Regions from separate parts of the Homo sapiens genome. Here region 2 is linked to region 1. Evidence: chromatin loops called from intact Hi-C (ENCODE). Cell type or tissue: PC-3. All regions are shown on one strand.

What was found. Hi-C counts contacts between places; a loop is a spot of excess contacts. Peaks named below come from ENCODE experiments on the same cell type or tissue, not always from the same donor. Only the 100,000 strongest peaks of a DNase experiment are listed, where the experiment ranks them.
Region 2: it touches region 1 in a loop (10-fold over the local background); 1 of 110 quality-filtered maps calls a loop at or near these places.

Annotation. Positions count from the first base shown.
Region 1 is chr10:67,854,107-67,858,106 of GRCh38, forward strand. No RefSeq gene overlaps it. Among named protein-coding and RNA genes, the nearest start is that of DNAJC12, 18 kb to the left of the region's middle. In PC-3, a CTCF peak has its summit at 1,699; a DNase peak (open chromatin) is centred at 1,665.
Region 2 is chr10:67,695,621-67,699,620 of GRCh38, forward strand. It overlaps CTNNA3 (catenin alpha 3), which reads right to left and starts at 575. Exons shown (of 18, transcript NM_013266.4): 1 at 380-575. RefSeq lists an enhancer at 2,275-2,324. In PC-3, a CTCF peak has its summit at 2,216; a DNase peak (open chromatin) is centred at 2,231; H3K27me3 peaks cover 2,025 bases.

The sequences.
Region 1 (4,000 bases):
ACCCACGAGGCAGACCAACAGAGCGAGACTCCATCTCAAAAAAAAAAATTAGCCAGGCATAGTTGCACACATATGTAGTCCCAGCTACTCAAGAGGCTGAGGTGGGAGGATCACTTGAGCCCAAGAAGTCGAGGCTGCAGTGAGCCATGATCTCACCACTGCACTCCAGCCTGGGTAGCAGAATGAAACCCTGACTCAAAAAAAAAAAAATATATATATATATATATATATATACACACACACACACACACACACACATATATAATACATATATATACACACACACATACATAAAATATATATACACACATATATACATATATACACATATATACATATATACACATATACACATATATATACATATATACACATATATATACATATATACATATATACACATATATACATATACACACACACACACACACACACACACACACACACACACACACATATATATATATAAAGTTCTCTGGACTCACGTTCTGGCCCCTATAGACATTTGGGTTTATGAGGACCCATGATTTACACTTATTAAAATATATATTCAGTATCCAAATAGAAACAGCACATTCAAATACAGCTTGCTGCTTAAATGCATGTGGTCTACAGTCAGACAGGGATTCAGGGCCATTAGGTGGGATCCCACAGCTAGTAAGTGGTAGCTGAGCAAGCAGGGAGGAAAGGGTGGCTTTTTCCTTTCTTCTTGATCAGCTACCACTTACCAGCTGTGGGATCCCACTGAATGGTCCTGTGCCTCAGATTGCCCCTCTTCATCTGTACAGGGGGGATGAAAATAGCACATCCCTCACAGGGTTCGTTTGAGGATTGAACAAGATAGCATGAATTACTATGGTATCTGGTACCCAATAACTGCTTCATAAATATCAGCTATTATTATCCTCATCAGGGAGTGCTAAAGGGCGAGTTAATGTGGGGGGCAAAGTGAGTTAATGGAGAAGCTATGTAGCTGACCAAGCAGGGAGGCAAAGGCGTTTTTGCCAAAGTGGAGAGAAGACAGGGCAGGATAGGCTCGAGCAAAGGCTCAGAAGAGATGGGGACCAGGACCTGGGCATTTAAGCCATACCATTTCAAGACAATCCCAGTGGAGAGTTTTCCTGATGTTTTAATTTTAAAATCTAAAGACTTTGCTGGCCCCTGCTTCATGATATACAGTTGATGACTGCTGTGATTGTAATAGCAATTTTATGATTTTTCCCAACCATCATTTGGCAAGGATTACACAATTTCAAGAATTCAAACTTCTGTTGAGTGTTTCAGAGTTCTTTTTTTTTGAGACGGAGTTTCGGTCTTGTTTCCTAGGCTGGAGTGCAGTGGCGCGATCTCAGTTCACGGCAACCTCCACCTTCCGGGTTCAAGCGGTTCTCCTGCCTCAGCCTCCCAAGTAGCTGGGACTACAGGCATGCACCACCACGCGCAGCTAATTTTGTATTTTTAGTAGACACGGGGTTTCTTCATGTTGGTCAGTTGGTCAGGCTGGTCTCGAACTCCCAACCTCAGGTGATCCACCCGCCTCGGCCTCCTAGAGTGCTGGGATTACAGGCGTGAGCCACCGTGCCCGGCCGAGTGTTTCAGAGTTGTATTAAAGATATTTTAGCTCTCACTCCAGGATGTTTGTGCTGGGACATAATCACCAGCACTACCTCATCATCACCACTAGGGGAACTAGAACCAAAGGAATTATCAAACTGCTAGGTACAGTGTTTACCTTCACTGATTGCTGCTCAATATTGTATTAATGTTTTTTACTTTGAAGCATATTTGTTTTATGCATATTGAAATGCTTTAAAAATTCAAACTCTAGTAGAATATAGGAAATTAAAGAGTCCTACTGATTCTCATCTCCAATTCGCACGCACAAAATTGTCACTATTAATAAGATTTTTGTGTATCTTTCCAGACATTTTCATGTTTAATCTTTAATTTAAACCCATGATGTGTCCCCTGACTACCACTCTAACTTCATCTTCTACCACTCAGATCTTCAAACTTGTCAAACTTGTTCCAGCCTCAGGACCCTTGCCCTCACTACATTATCTTCCTGGACACTTTCTTGTCGTTCTTTTTCATTTTTCTTTTTTTTCTTTTTGAGAAAGGGTCTCACTCTACTGTGGCCCTGCTGCACTCACTGCAACCTCTGCCTCCTGAGCTTAAGGGATCTTCCCACCTCAGCCTCCCTGGTATCTGGGACTATAGGCGCATGTCACCACGCCCAGCTAATTTTGTATTTTTTGTAGAGATGGGGTTTCACCATGTTGCCCAGACTTGTCTTGAACTCCTGAGCTCAAGCAATCCACCCACCTTGGCCTCCCAAAGTGCTGGGATTACAGGCATGAGCCACCGCGCTGGGTCCTGGACCACTTTCTTTTCCCAGGTTCCCTCACTCAGATGTCAGCTCCTATGTCACTCCCTCACAGAGGCCTGTAGTGACACCCATCAAGTAACTATTGCCCAATCTAAGTCACTCTCCATCACTATGTTTGAGATTGCCTTGTTCATTTAAGTGCTTGCTTACTTATTCACTGCTAAAATGTGACCTCCATGAGAGCAGGAGCCTGGCTGCTTTGTTTACTTCCATATCCCAAGTGTCTAGAATGCAAATTAAGAACTCAAAAGCATCTATTAATTGAAAGAAATGAATGAAAGAATGCTCTCTATACTATTCTGCAACGTGTATTTTTCACCTAATCTTATACAAGTTATATTTTACTATATGTGGATAAGCTTTATTTCAGTCATATCCTTAATGTTTTAAATTTGATTTTCTTTGGGTTACACATTCACATGGCTCAAAAAACAATCTGAAAAGGTATTCAGTGAAAACTCTCACATCCACTTCTATCTCTCATCTGTCTAGTTCTCACACAACCAGGTAACCGTTCCCATTAGTTTATTGCATATCCTTTGTGCAAATACATACATATATATTCTTTTGGTTTTTGTTTTTTGTTTTTGAGACGAAGTCTCGCCCTGTTGCCCAGGCTGGAGTGTAATGGTGTGATCTCAGCTCACTGCAACCTCTGCCTCCAGGGTTCAGGCGATTCTCCTGCCTCAGCCTCCTGAGTAGCTGGGATTACAGGTGCGCAACACCACGCCTGGCTAATTTTTTTTGTATTTTTAGTAGAGAAAGGGTTTCACCATGTTGGCCAGGCTGGTCTCGAACTCCTGACCTCATGATCTGCCCACCTTGGCCTCCCAAAGTGCTGGGATTACAGGCATGAGCCACTGCACCCAGCCATACATACATATTCTTTTTTTTTTTTTTTTTTTGAGATGGCATCTCACTCTGTCACCCAGGCTGGAGTGCAGTGGCATGATCTCGGCTCACTGCAACCTTCACCTCCCTGGTTCAAGAGATTCTTCTGCCTCAGCCTCCCGAGTAGTTGGGATTACAGGTACCCACCACCATGCCTGGCTAATTTTTGTATTTTTAGTAGAGACGGGGTTTCACCATATTGGCCAAGCTGGTCTCGAACTCCTGACCTCATGATCTGCCCGCCTCGGCATCCCAAAGTGCCAGGATTACAGGTGTGAGCCACTGCGCCCAGCCATATATATTCTTTTTTTTTTTTTTTTTTATGAGATGGAGTTTCCCTCTTGTCACTCAGGCCGGAGGGCAGTGGCACGATCTCGGCTCACTGCAACCCCCGCCTCCCAGGTTCAAGCGATTCCCTTGCCTCAGCCTCTTGAGTAGCTGGGATTACAGGCGCCTGCCACCATGCTCAGATAATTTTTTGTATTTTTAGTAGAGACGGAGTTTCACAATGTTGACCAGGCTGGTCTCAAACTCCTGACCTTGTGATCCCCCTGCCTCTGCCTCCCAAAGTGCAGAGATTACAGGCATGAGCCACTATGCCCGGCTCATATATATTCCTATTCTCATTTTCTTCCCTTTTTGTACAAACTGTTCTGCACCTTAATTCTTTTAACAGCATAGTGGTATTTATTTGTAAATTTTATAAATGGATTTATAATT
Region 2 (4,000 bases), 160 kb before region 1:
CAAACATATTCCATCTTTGCTTCCTTTTCCCCACTCCCATGCCAAAGCACAAGCATCCAGGCCATATCTTATCTTTTCCTGCACAGTATCCAATCGGCTTTTTATAGCCAGAAACTCTCTGAATGCAAAGCACGACCTTGGCTACCAGCTTCCCCTGGCAATAGTTCGAAAGTTATTTATAACTTTAAAATTAGCGTGAAAGCCTACGTTTCTCATAACTAGTCAAAACATTCCTATTTCATACAATAATGTGATCTTCCTCAGTTCAGAAGAAAACCCCAAATTTTAAACCTATGATTATAACTAAGACACAGGAATTCAATGCAGAAATGAGAATTCGCTGAAGTTCAGCTCTTCTCTTTACAAACTTGATTCTTACCTTTCTGTTTCTTCCTATAAAGTAAATGGGCTTAAAATTCAGCTCCCGTAGGGAATTTTCCAAAAAGAGCTTTGTGGGGGACGGAAAAAGGCTTCTTGGTGGTCACAGAGTTACAGAGTACCAAATTGAGAGGCAGATGACAGTGGGGCAGTCAATTTCGCTGAGCGTTGTTCACCCAGGATAAGAAAGAAAGGGGAGGTTACAAGCCAGGGTGGGTGGTATCTAATCCTGAACCGCTAGTCACTGACCTCACTGACAACTTGTTACTGAAAATACTTCGTTGAAAAAGGCCAGACACATACTTTGCCTAGAGACCTACAAACATAGCTCTGAATAAGTTTAGATTTGCATTTCTCTAGTTCCTTTCCAAAAGAAGAACCTCTTCTATCTAATTAAAGCCAAAGGCTGGAATTATTGAAAGTGAAAAATGATAAAGCAGGGAAAACAAGAGTCCAGGAAATCCTCACATCAAAAGATCAATTATGTAAAATTCAATGTCTTCAGAACCCTAGAGATGATGGCATCAAGGCCATGTGTCACATCTGAGATCGTATTTTTCTTCTTCTGAAATATTACCTGTCTCATCCCTTGTACCAAGCATCACACTCTCTCCTTCCAGTATTTATGAGGAACCACATCATTATCAGTAAAGAATCTAAACTGAAGATTTACCAAAAACTCAATAGGTTAACCCATTATTAAATTTAAGCCACCAAAAAAAAAAGTCTTCTCCACCAAAATTTATTTTTTCTCTCTATGACTATTCTTTTTCACATTTCCTTTTCCCTTTTTTTTGATATCTTCTCCCTCAATATCTTCACATCCACTGAAACAATCTTTATCATTTCATCAATTCCTTGACATCCCACTCGAACTTCTGTGGCATTTCCTTGGACATTACCATTTTTCCGACTTTCTTCTAATAGCTTCTAAAACAAGAGGTGCTAACTAAAATATGAACTACTTGTTTGAGTTTTGGCAGTCCTGTTCTTAAAAGGCTGAATTCAAAATAAAAAGAAAGCATTTATTTATTGGCTCTCCAGATACTCTTAGCACAAATTTCAGGGAGCCAAGAGGAAAGGCAGGGTCTGGGAACTGTCAGAGAATCAACTATGAAAGGAGTTCATTTTATATGATTTTCAGGATAGCCTTCAAAACAACTGTATTTTTATGTAGCTACCTTTAAAATGGGCATAATTGACAATATATTTATCTAAAGATTCTTAGTTGCTAACATGCTATCCTCCCCAGATTTTTTTAAAGCAGCTTTTTCCCCCTGGAGAATCTAGGAATAGCATCTTTTCACAGTGAAACAAAGAGTAAGTTTTATGTCTCTCAATCCATCTTTTCTTGAATAAAGAAATCACTTGACACTTGCAAAATAGCAGGTTTTGTTTTAGAGCTTTAATAATGAATGTTTTCCAAACCAGGACTGTTGAATTGAGCCCAAGATGAGATATCCAAATTCTATCATAAGCCTAGCTTGTCCTGCTGTGAAACCACAATAAGTTACTTACCTGCCCTGTACCTCTCCTTTCCACCTACAAAATGTAGATGAGAACTCTTATTCTTTTCATTTGCTTTTCAGAGGATATGTGAATTAAATGGATAAAAGCTGAAGAGCTTTAAATTACACTGAACTCTTCAGAGATGCAATACAGATAAAACCTTCTTACAGAATTTGGTGTTATCAAAACAATTAAATATTATAAATATCTGAAATGTAATTTTAAAGAGCTTTTATAGTGGGTTTTTTTTTAATTCCTTCATAAAAATATCTGCAGCCTCCAAGGTAGTATTTAGCTGAAGTATTTCCCACTATAGCCACAAGAGGTCCCCTCCTAGCAATTCAAATCACGTTGGATTTGTTGATCACAGGCCCCATGGTCCTCTGTATTTGTATCAGTTTGCTGACAGAAAACATATATCACCTATGTCAAATTTCCATAGCTAACTATAGGGTAGGAGACAAAAGCAGAGAAATCTGCCTTTCTCTGTGTGATCGCTGAGGCATGCTGGAGGCTAAATAGTTCCTGTAAACTACACAGCCCCTGCATTTTGCATCCTGGCCCTCTTCCAGATTTTCACAGTAGTTCTTTCTTGTCACCTTGCCCAGTCTTGTTCAGTATTTATTCTCCTTCCCTATTTACTTGTTTCCTTTCTTTATACTTTGCAAACTTTAAAATTTTGGCTCACATGCCTCTTGCAAGCAATCAAACATTGAGGGTAGAAGAGCTGGGGAAAAAAAAAAGAGAGAAAAAAGAGAGAGAATAAATCAGGGCCATTACTAGCAATTCTCCCGAGGTAATCAAAAGTAAGTTTTTTCGTTCTGGGCATCAGGACCGGCCCCAAACAAAGTCATTCAATTGGATGTATTGAGAAGCCCCTTGATGCAGAGCCCTGTGTTAGGCGCCAGCTAGAAGATTACAGGAGAGAAGGGAGGCCTCCAAAAAGAAGATAATTCTATCCCTGTCAGTAGCCTCTCTTGGAAAATAAATCCTCCAGGGTGCAATATGTTCTTTAGTCAGAATGGAGTAGTTTCTTCTTGTCAATAAAATCCCTTATAGAATGAAAATCACTTTTGCATGAACCATGAGTCCATTTCATCTGTCCATAATATCTCAAAATACTGGCAATTTCAGGTTCGGGCTTTAAAAATATGTAATTTTCTGAACAGCCATAATACCTTTCTAAAATGAGATTTAAAGCTAGGAATAATCCCTGTTTGTGATAATTAAAACCATTTTTTTCAAAAATATGTGATAAATACTTCTGGCACCTTGTCAGGTATTTTAGGTGAATCTAAATGAATCTGCCCCTGATTTGAAGGTCTTATGTACTATTAATACAAAAAAAAAAAATGTTTCTCACTCTCCCTTCCCAACCATCCTTATTATTAGCAGCTAACCAACTCTCCTGCCTCACTAAGAAGAACAGAAGCCATCTGGAAGATGTTTCACATCTTTCCATCATCAAATCTATAAACCCACTAACACCGAGCCTCATCTTCTCTACCCTCCCTCCTATTAAAATGCAAGAAGTCCTCTTGCTCTTACCAAAGGCTAATCTCTCTTGTGTGCTGGATCCCTTCTTCCCTCACCTTTTCAAGGACTCTGCTCCTTCACGATCACCTCACACACTGCATTATCACCCTTTCTCCAATGATCAGTGCAAAAATATGCCACAGGACTTCTACCTGAAAATTTTCAAACAAACAAAACATACTTTTACCCTACAACTCCCTGTGGTTGCTACTTAGTTCTCTGTGCCTTCATCATAATACTTCCCAAATGAGTTGTCCACCACCCCTATGTTTTTACCTCTCACTTCACAACCCACTAAGATGATTTATTTCCCCTTCACTCCCAAAAGGGTCATTTTTAAGTCTATCAACAACCTCCAGGTGGCCAAACCATTCTGTCACCTGAGGGGATAACACATCCTAACCTATGGCTTCAAATGAGATCTTTAAATGACATAGGATATTGAGTGGGACTTCTCCTGTTGCCAATAATTGGTGACTATGGCTCAAAATGAAAGACAATGAAGCCACCCAGGTACACGCTAAGGAATTTCCAGTATTTGAGGATAGACATTTCACTCAGGGATTACTAAGAAGCA